Regions from separate parts of the Homo sapiens genome. Here region 2 is linked to region 1. Evidence: chromatin loops called from intact Hi-C (ENCODE). Cell type or tissue: ovary. All regions are shown on one strand. Links, peaks and the distances in the headings refer to the core of each region. The heading gives the core; the rest is flanking DNA.

Region 1 (5,379 bases), core at 124-5,123:
CTTGAGTCCAGGAGTTCAAGATTACAGTGAACTATGAGTGTGCCACTGTCCCCCAAAATGGGTGATAGAGTGACACCTTGTCTCTAAAAAAGAAAAGAGAAAAAAAGGAGGAGCCAGGCATGGGGGCTCACACCTATAATCCTAGCACTTTGGGAGGCCGAGGTGAGTGGGTCACTTGAGGTCAGGAGTTCGAGACCAGCCTGGCCAACATGGTGAAACCCCATCTCTACTAAAAATACTAAGATTAGTTGGGCATGGTGGTACATGCCTATAATCCCAGCTATTAGGGAGGCTGAGGCAGGAGAATTGCTTGAACTCAGGAGGCAGAGGTTGCAGTGAGCTGAGATCATGCCAGTGCACACCAGCCAGGGTGACAGAGCAAAAAAAAAAAAAAAAAAGAAAAAAAGAAAAAAAATTTAAATCTTAACACAGGCTACAACAGGGATATACTTCTTAAAGGACATTATGCTAAGTGAAATAAGCCAGTCACAGGCAGACAAATACTTTATGGTTCCACTTAAATGGAATTTGATACCTAGGGTAGTCAAATTCATAAAGACAGAAAGCAGAATGGTGGTTGCTAGGGGTTGGGGGGGCGGAGGAATGGGGAATTATTGTTTGATGGGTACAGAGTTTCAGTTTGGCAAGATGAAAAAGAATTCTGGAGATGGGCTGTGTTGATGGCTGCACAACAGTGTGAATTGTACTTACTACCACTGAACTGTACACCTAAAGATGGTTTCTGAAATTTTCTGTTATATATATTTTACCACAATTAAATCTTTTTTTTTTTCTTTTGTAGATGGAGTCTCGCTCTGTCACCAGGCTGGAGTGCAGTGGCACAATCTCGGATCACTGCAACCTCCGCCTCCCTAGTTCAAGCGATTCTCCTGCCTCAGCCTTCCAAGTAGCTGGAATTACAGGTGCACGCCGCCATGCCCAGCTAATTTTTTATTGTATTTTAGTAGAGACGGGGTTTCACCATGTTGCCCAAGCTGGTCTTGAACTCCTGAGCTCAGGCAATCTACCCACCTCGGCTTCTCAAAGTGCTAAGATTACAGGTGTGAGCCACCGTGCCCAGCCAAAGTTTTTCTTTAAAGTGTGAGTTGTTAGAGGATTAGGCAAAGGGTCGGTGTGGCCAAAGTGTGTAGGGAATGATGGGGAGGTAGAAAATGAAATTAAGAAGGTGGGGAGAGGGCCAGATGCGGTGGCTTACGCCTGTAATCCCATCACTTTGGGAGGTGGAGGCAGGCGGATCACCTAAGGTCAAGAGTTTGAGACCAGCTTAGCCAACATGGTGAAGCCCTGTCTCTACTAAAAATATAAAAATTAGCTGGGCGTGGTGGCAGGCGCCTGTACTCCCAGCTACTTGGGGGACTGACGCACGAGAATCGCTTGAACCCAGGAGGTGGAGGTTGCAGCGAGCTGAGATCGCGCCATTACACTGCAGCCTGGGCGACAAGAGCGAAACTCTGTCTCAAAAAATAAAAATAAAAATAAAGCATGACTCATTCAAATATAGAATGGAGGGCTCGGCATGGTGGCTCATGCCTGTAATCCCAGCACTTTGGAAGGCTGAGGCAGGCAGATAATTTGAGCCCCAGAGTTCGAGACCAGCCTGGGCAATAAGGTGAAACCCTGTCTCTACAAAAAATACAAAAATTAGCAGGGCATGGTGGTGTGCGCCTATAGTCTCAGCTACTTGAGAGGCTGAGGTGGGCAGATGGCATGAGCCCGGAGGTGGAGGTTGCAGTCAGCCAAGATTGCACCATTGTACTCCAGCCTGGGTGACAGAATGAGACCCCATCTCACACAAAACAAAAAACAAAACAAACAAATATAGAATTGACACGTCAGAAAAGTATTCTACTTGTCTAAGAGGAAACAGTCGGATGGTGAAGTTGGTTCAGAGAATGTTTTGAAGAAGTAGGTACTTGAGGAAGTGGGAATTTTAGATACAAAACTGGTTAATCTTCTGCAGGGTAATAAGAACTATAAGCTATGGGATTCTCTTTTGTACTGGAGAGAAATAATTCAAAACTCTACTGGACAAGGCCAGGAACAGTGGCTCATGCCTGTAATCCCAGCATTTTGGGAGGCCGAGGCAGGCAGATCACTTGAAGTCAGGAGCCTGAGACGGTAAAACCCCATCTCTACTAAAAAAAAAAAAAAAAAAAAATTAGCTGGTGGAGCATGCCTGTAGTCCCAGCTACTCGGGAGGCTGAGGCAGAAGAATTGCTTGAACCCAGGAGGTGGAGGTTGCAGTGAGCTGAGATCATGCCACTGCACTCCAGCCTAGGCAACAGAGTGAGACTCCATCTCAAAAACAAAAACAAACAAAAAACAACCAAAAACTGTACTGGACAAAAATCTGGGCCTTTAATCAATCAATACCTATGCAAACAAAGGAACAGTCCCTGGCCTATATAAGTAGTTGGTGGGCTACATCTGGCCTGGCTGCTTGTGTTTGTAATAAGATTTTAATTTTATTATTTTTAAAAATAAGAGATGGGGTCACACTATGTTGGTCTTGAACTCTTGGCCTCAAGCAATCCTCCCGCCTCGGCCGCCCAAAGTGCTGGGATTACAGGTGTGAGCCACCATGCCCGGCCTAAAATACAGTTTTATTGGAACACAGCCATACCCAATTATTTCTGTATCTCCCCAGGATGCTTTTGCTGTACAGAAATGGTGGACCATGATGACCGATAGAGTTGAGTAGTTGACAGATAGGAACCAGCCACAAAGCCTAAAATATTTACTACCTGGACCTTTACAGAAAGAGTTTGCTGATCCCTGCTAGAGAATTAAGTAATCTTTGGGTGAGCTTGTGAAACAAAGTCCTTGATGACATTGAAAGAACTACACTGCCCTCTCTTGGTCTTATTTCCAAAATTTGGATAATTTTTCTTAAAAAGGAGATGTTTGGTTTAAAAATTGGTGGGGCATTTTGAATTGTTATCCGTGGTCTGTATTTCCTAAATCTTCCCGTTCACTCACCCCATAACCCTGCCACCCTCTTTCTACATTGGCGACAATGCCTCTTAGTATCTGTCAAACTTGCATAACGAGATTTAGAAAATATGATTAAGTACAGAGTTTATTCAAGTGCAAGGTTTGAGGATGATCACCTGCGAAACACATACTCCAAAGGAATGGGATCAGTGTTGGAAAGAGAGGAAGCTAAGGTTTCACTTATATAGATAGAAACAGTTGCAGCTGAGTTGCAACATTTTCCATCCAAGGCCCATATGTATGTTACAGTCATTTGATTAAAACAGCTTGCTACATTTCAAGGAAGATGCTTTAACATTCTATGAAGAGGAGTAATGTCCTGAGAGGGTCTTATCTCTGGTGCTAGTGGGTCATTTCTTTCTTTTTTTTTTTCTTGAGATGGAGTTTCCCTCTGTCATCCAGGCTGGAGTGCAGTGGCGTGATCTTGGCTCACTGCAACCTCCGCCTCCTGGGTGCAAGTGATTCTCCTGCCTCAGCCTCCTGAGTAGCTGGGATTACAGGCCTGTGCCACCATGCCTGGCTATTTTTTTTTTTTGGTAGAGACAGGGTTTCCCCATGTTGGTCAGGCTGGTCTTGAACTCCTGACCTTGTGATCTGTCTGCCTCGGCCTCCCAAAATGCTGGGATTACAGGCGTGAGCCACTGTGTATTGCCCAGGCTTGAGTGCAGTGGTGCAATCTCAGCTCACTGCAACCTCTGCCTCCTGAGTTCAAGCAATTCTTCTGCCTCAGCCTCCCAAGTAGCTGGGATTACAGGTGCCCACCACCACGCCCAATTTTTATATTTTTAGTAGAAACGGGGTTTCGCCATATTGGCCAGGCTGGTCCCCAGCTCCTGATCTCAAGTGATTTGCCTGTCTTGGCCTCCCAAAGTGCTGGGATTACAGGCGTGAGCCACCGCACCCGGCCTACTGGGTCATTTCTAATCATTTACAGGACAAGCAGAAGTTGCAACTGCATACTACATGGCCACATTCCTCTCAAGGCTCAGAAGAAAGTTCCAGCAGCTTTAAGTTTGAATTATTTAATTTAAAATATCCCAGCTCTTGGCTGGGCACGGTGGCTCACACCTGTAATCCCAGCACTTTGGGAGGCCGAGGCAGGTGGATCACCTGAGCTCAGGAGTTCGAGACCAGCCTGCCAACATGGCAAAACCCTGTCTCTAATAAAAATGCAAAAATTAGCCAGGCATGGTGGTGGGCGCCTGTAGTCCCAGCTACTCGGGAGGTTGAGACATGAGAATCATTTAAACTTGGGAGGCAGAGGTTGCAGTGAGCCTATATTGGGCCACTGCACTGCAGCCAGGGCAACAGAGTGAGACTCCATCTCAAAATAAATAAATAAATAATAAAATAAAATATCCCAGCTCTTTCCTCTGAGGGTGGAACTTATGAAAGGCTCTTTTTAAGTGCAGGTAGGCCTGGAAAGCAATTGGTGGTGAGTAATGTCCTTTGCAACATCGTTTTTGCTCGAGAAGGCATTCTGTTTCTGACTCCTGTTAAGGCTTCTGTAACTGAAGGCCCATTCTCATGGAAGCTTTCCTTGGGAGGGCCCCTCAGCTCCTTAGAATGAAGCTCTAGAACTGTTGGAAGTTCTGAGAGGGCAATGCTGGTGCCTGCTTGACCACTGCTGTTTCTGGGTCCGGGCACATAGTAGGTGCTCAGTAAATATTTGTTGAGTGAACTAGAGCCAATGAAAGAATAGCATTTTGTCCTCTGCTCCGGGTCAACCCTGTGAGAGGAACCAAGTTTTGGTGACAAAGGCTGCCATCTGCAGGGAATAGGTGAAATGGCATTATTCAGAATTGCTAAATCCTGAGGACCATACAATCGATTTTGAGGCAAGATTAACATATATTTTCTCCTTTCGCTTTCTGGAGAATTAACATCATCTTGTCTTTTCCAATTAAGGAAACCTGAATCCTGCACCCTTTCTCAAATAACATTTTTAAGCTTTTATTTATTTATTTATTTTTTAAGACGGAGTCTTGCTCTGTCACCCAGGCTGGAGTGAAGTGGCGTGATCTCGGCTCACTGCAACCTCCGCCTCCCGGGTTCAAGCAATTCTCTTGCCTCAGCCTCCTGAGTAGCTGGGACTACAGGTGTGTACCACCACGCCCGGCTAATTTATTGTATTTTTAGTAGAGACAGGGTTTCACCGTGTTAGCCAGGATAGTCTCGATCTCCTGACTTCATGATCCGCCTGCCTCGGCCTCCCAAAGTGCTGGGATTACAGGCGTGAGCCACCAAGCCTGGACAGCTTTTGTTGTCTTTTAAATGGAGACAGGGTTTTGCTCTGTCACCCAGGCTGAAGTGCAGTAGCATGATCATAGCTCACTGCAGCTTCCAACTCCAGGGCTCAAGCGA
Region 2 (5,379 bases), core at 300-5,299, 56 kb before region 1:
ACTCCATCTCAAAGAAAAAGAAAAAGGAAAAAAATAATTCATTCACTTGCCAGTCGCAGTGGCTCACGCTTGTAATCCCTGCACTTTGGGAGGCCAAGGCGGGCGGATCACCTGAGGTCAGGAGTTTGAGACCAGCCTGGTTAAAACCCGTTTCTACCAAAAATACAAAAAATTAGCTGGGCGTGGTGGCACACGCCTGTAATCCCAGCTACTAGGGAGGCTGAGGCAGGAGAATCACTTGAACCTGGGAGGCAGAGGTTGCAGTGAGCTGAGATTGCACCATTGCACTCCAGCTAGGGCAACGAGAGCTAAACTCCGTCTCAAAAAAAAAAAAAAAAAAAAAGAATACATTCACCGGAAATAGCTACAGTATTTTGGCATAGTAAGGACTCTGTGTCTCCCAAGGGTCCCAAAGTGGTCATCATACGTAGGTATTTATTAGTGTGCCTCATGTAACACGTCTTCAAGAAATATCTTGATATCTTGACCAGGCGTGGTGGCTCACCCCTGTAATCCCAGCACTTTGGGAAGCCGAGGCAAGCAGATTATTTGAGGTCAGGAGTTCAAGACCAGCCTGGCCATCATGGTGAAACCCCATCTCTGCTAAAAATACAAACGTTAGCCAAGCATGGTGGCGTGCGCCTATAATCCCAGCTACTTGGGAGGCCGACACAGGAGAATCACTTGCTTCAACCCCAAAGCTGAAGGTTGCAGTGAGCTGAGATGGCGCCACTGCACTCTAGCCTGGGCAACAGAGCAAGACTCCATCTCAAGAAAAAAAAAAAATAGAAGAAATATCTGTTGCATAACTGAATGAAGCAGCAAAATATTTGACTCTCCAAATTGGGGGAAAAAACTCTTCAATATACTGTTGAAGAAAGCAAGGTGAAGACGGTGTGTCGTATGTGCAACCATTTCCGTAAAAAAAAAAAGGCAGAAAGACACACAGACATGGATGCTTCTATATGCAGGGAATAGATCTGGAGAGAATCAAAGAAACTGCTCATAGCGGGCTGTGGGTGGTGGCTCACACCTGTAATCCCAGCACTTTGGGAGGCCAAGGTGGGCAGATCACTTGAGGTCAGGAGTTCAAGACCAGCCTGCCCAACATGGTGAAACCCTGTCTCTACTAAAAAATACAAAAAGTTAGATCATGGTGGTGCACACCTGTAATTCCAGCTACTCGGGAGGCTGAAGCAGGAGAATTGCTAGAGCCAGGGAGGCAGCAGTAGCAGTGAGCCGAGATTGCGCCACTGCACTCCAGCAGCCTGGGCAGCAGAGCGAGACTCTGTCTCAAAAAAAAAAAAAAAAAAAAAAAAAAGAAAAAGAAACTAAAGAAACTGCTCATAAAGAAACCTTTGAGGACAGAATATGTGGCTAAGGGCAGGAACAGGAGGCAGATGTCTCACTAAACTTTTTTGTGTACAACTCTTGAAAAAAAAAACAGATGGAAGATCTTTTTCTCTGACAATGCCTGATGAAAACAGACATAAAAATGGGGGAAAACCCCGGGTGGGGAGAAAAGATCCTATATTCAGAGATCATGGCCTCCTGAGGCTGGTTCTTGGCGACTTCTTAAGGCCAGTTTCCCTCCTTCCAGGCCTCCCTGGGGAGGGAAAGGTGAGATCTGATAATCCGCCTTAATCTGTAATTAAGGAACAAGAGCCAGGAAAGCAAATCAGATACCGACCCGGAAGGGAGGCACCAGATCCAAAGCACCCTAAGCTCCACGGAAAAACCCCAACACTTGTGTAAGCAACATGTGACAACATTTGTGAAGAGAAAGCATAAAAACTAACAAACAAAAGCACACATGCCTATGAGGATTCACACTAAATGCACTCAGAAAATTTCTGGTTCATCTTCACTTGACTGAGGAAAAAGGTGGCACATGTAAAGTTCTGCCATGTGCTGCTGCAGGGAACCGACTTTCACTTACATATTTAGATAATCAACATTTTGTAAAAATGTCTACTAAAGGAAAACCTGTAAGTTAAGGTTAAAATAATATTCTGTAGATAAGAGGGACCATTAACTAAGGAGATACATGCAGCATGAAAAAAAAAAAAGGGAAAAAGACTGTAAAACTGGGGGAAATCAGGTCAATTCTTTCTGTGGAATAAAGAGAAAACAATGCAAGACGCTCTCATCTGCTCAGCCTTTGAAAGCTAATCAGATTCTAGAAGTGTAGATTAATGACCAGGTTGGCACTGAAGCTCTGTTTTATGCTGAGGTTTTTCTTTCCCCAGAAGTGTCCTTTGCTATTCTGTCTGTGAGAGTCTTGCTCCCATTGGACAGTTCGTCCTCTCCTAACACTCCCACCCATGAGCTTGGTGTTCTGCCAGCTGCAGTTTTGCCCATTTTGATTGAACATACTGTGCTGCTGGAAACTTTTGACCGCACTGAAACATGAGCTGAAATCACATGCTAGCGAGCTGTCTCTGGGCTCTAGGGGAAGCCACCTCCACCTCGCTGGCATGCCGGCAGAGTACTGCCCCAACCTGTCTGTCCCACAGACAGTGTGTGAGATATGGCAGGGCTGCTTTGGTGCTTGGAAGCCCAACAAGAAGAATCAAATGAAGAAAAAATTGAAGCACCAGTCTCCAAAAACTGTGATCTGAGCTTGGGCTCTACGGAGGCCTTGGGGTTCAGAGTTCTCCCCACTCCAGTGTGGCTAACAATAATGTAGATTACAGCCAACTTTAGAAGGGCCTAGAATCAAATACTCTTCCAATTATGGTCACCCGCCTACTTTTACTTTTTACTTTTGGATTTAGACTGGTGACCATAATTGGAAGAATATTTAGACTTTTACCGGTAAAAGTTACTTTTACTGCTAAATTTTTAGATGGGCAATGCTGAACATTTAATTACATAACATGCTCGTTCCAGTTTAAAAGATGGCAATAATAATTCATTTTATCTTAGTTTGGACCTAAGAGATGGTTTAATGAGAGCTATTAAGTAGAGACAAGTACTTGCTAGAATGCTTCTATTTTTACAAAAGGTTCATTGTCCATTAATCAACATTTATGAATTGCCAGTGATGTTTGTGCCAGGTCCTATAAAGCTATAAGATTGTTAAAGACACTGAAATCTGAGGCTTTGCCTTACTCTGGACACTCATCTAAGAAAAGATAAACTGTAAAAGTCAACTCAAAAAAAGCACCATTTTGGCTGGGCGCAGTGGCTCATGCCTGTAATCCCAGCACTTTGGGAGGCCGAGGCGGGTGGATCACGAGGTCAGGAGTTTGAGACAAGCCTGGCCAACATGGTGAAACCCTGTCTCTACTAAAAATACAAAAATTAGCCAGGCATGGTGGCGGGCACCTGTAATCCCAGCTACTTGGGAGGCTGAGGCAGGAGAATCGCTTGAACCAGGAGGCGGAGGTTGCAGTGAGCTGAGATCATGCCATTGCACTCCAGCCTGGGCAACAAGAGCAGGACTCTGTCTCAGAGAAGGGGCGGGGAAAAAAAGCAGCATCTTGGAACGTTCTTGACAATTTAAAAGTGAACTGAGAAAAGATGTGAGAAAGAAAAAGAGAACACCTCAATAACATTATCAAAGAACATATCCAAGACCACTTTTTTTAAAAGACAGGGTGTCACTATGTCACCCAGGCTGGACTCCAGCGATTTTCCAGCCTCAGCCTCTCAAGTACCTGGGACTATGGTCCTACACCACTGTGCCCACCTCAAGACCATTTTGGTTTTATTGTTTTGGTTTTTTTTGAGACAGAGTCTTGCTCTGTCACCCAGGCTAGAGTGCAGTGGCGCAATCTCGGCTCACTGCAATCTCTGCCTCCTGGGTTCAAGCGATTCTCCTGCCTCAGCCTCCTGAGTAGCTGGGACTACAGGCGCCCGCCATCACGCCCAGCTAATTTTTGCATTTTTAGTAGAGATGGGGTTTCACCATGTTGGCCAAGCTGGTCTTGAACTCCTGGCCTCAAGTGATCCACCCGCCTCAGCCTCCCAAAGTCCTGGGATTACAGGCGTGAGTCACCGTGCCCAGTCACTTAAGACCATTTTGACTCCATTTCCTGCAAGTTCTATTTGATGCATGTAGTAAGAGGTCTAGAGAATCAGGAAGTTACTCCAATAAATAACGCAGATGTCTGTTTGTGCTCTTCCCTAACAATGTATGCAAAATCTTGTACAAGCAATGGCATGCATGAACAATGACTCATTTCTCCAGCACAATTTAATAAAGTACTGTATGTACCATGTGGTGTTGATATGAAAAATTGATATTCTGTAAGCCTGAAATAGTATTTTCATGGTCTTGTCAAATTATTGGGTATTTATCAGAATTCCACTTAGCTAGATTATCTAGTTCCAGAAAAGTATCTTTCAAAGTTAAACTAAAAGGTCCTCTTGATGAGAACATTCTCAGTGTATTCTTTTCATGGAAATGCCTACCTCACTGCACTCAAGGGGGACAGGAGGGGACTATGAATGAGCCACGTCCTGCTCACACTTAATGGCTGAGAGGGGAGATTACCTGTCGCTCAAGACGACTCCCTCGGCTTCAGGGGGAGCGATTGAGAGCTGGAATGGAGTGTTGAAGTAATGCTGCTGCTCATCTGATCGGTGCACGACTTCACCACCCCTGACAACCAGGAAGCCTGAATCGCCCAGGTTTGCTGTGTGTAAGCGGTGGCTGGTTCTGTCCAGCACCACAATGCAGGCGGTGCTGCTACCTAGAAACAAAAATCATCTCCATTTATTTTTTCTTCCTAGGCTGCCTTTGCACACACATTTTAACACATGACCCCACAGAGCAACACACCATAATTTCAATCTCCTTTGCCTAAACAGGACCTTTCTTAGTTATGCTCCACATCCTCTACGAATATCAATAAAATCCTGATCAGGGTTAACACGGTGGGGAAAGAAAAAGGATTTGTATTATACATAGTAATTGGGCCACAGATGATCTGAATTCTTCCATTTGCATTGACAGAAAGCAATAAAAATGACTGGTATTTAATCACACTATTTCATTTCAACAGTGCTGTCATCTATGCCAAATGCTCAAAAACATGTTGTTGAGATATTAAGTTTTAATACTTCAATGCCAGAATGAAAATGTTACATTTTCCCGACATTTCTTATTAGTCATTGGCCACAAAATTCACTCACATTTAAGACAGGGCACATAACTACAATTTTAAACCAGATTTCCATCTGTTGAGGTCAGGAAGAACTTTTATTGGAGACTAATGACTCACTCACTATGAGGTAACAAGACCAAATTTCTGCAGGCAGCTTGTGGAATCAACCTGTTCATTCGACAGAGACTCTGGGCAAAGAACTCTGCATAGCTTTGCTGTGCACGGGCCACAGAATCTTCCCTAGACTGAAAGGCTAATGGCACAA

What was found. Peaks named below come from ENCODE experiments on the same cell type or tissue, not always from the same donor. Only the 100,000 strongest peaks of a DNase experiment are listed, where the experiment ranks them.
Region 2: a loop joins it to region 1, with 2.1 times the contacts of the local background. A loop is called at or near these places in 74 of 110 quality-filtered maps.

Annotation. Positions count from the first base shown.
Region 1 is chr12:110,597,610-110,602,988 of GRCh38, forward strand. No RefSeq gene overlaps it. Among named protein-coding and RNA genes, the nearest start is that of TCTN1, 14 kb to the right of the region's middle. In ovary, for the core only: CTCF peaks have their summits at 2,835 (motif pointing left) and 4,775 (motif pointing left); a DNase peak (open chromatin) is centred at 4,751.
Region 2 is chr12:110,541,379-110,546,757 of GRCh38, forward strand. It overlaps PPTC7 (protein phosphatase targeting COQ7), which reads right to left. Exons shown (of 6, transcript NM_139283.2): 3 at 4,502-4,700. Among named protein-coding and RNA genes, the nearest start is that of PPTC7, 39 kb to the right of the region's middle. RefSeq lists enhancers at 1-76, 2,558-2,657. In ovary, for the core only: no CTCF peak of the experiment used is centred there; a DNase peak (open chromatin) is centred at 2,373; H3K27ac peaks cover 2,433 bases.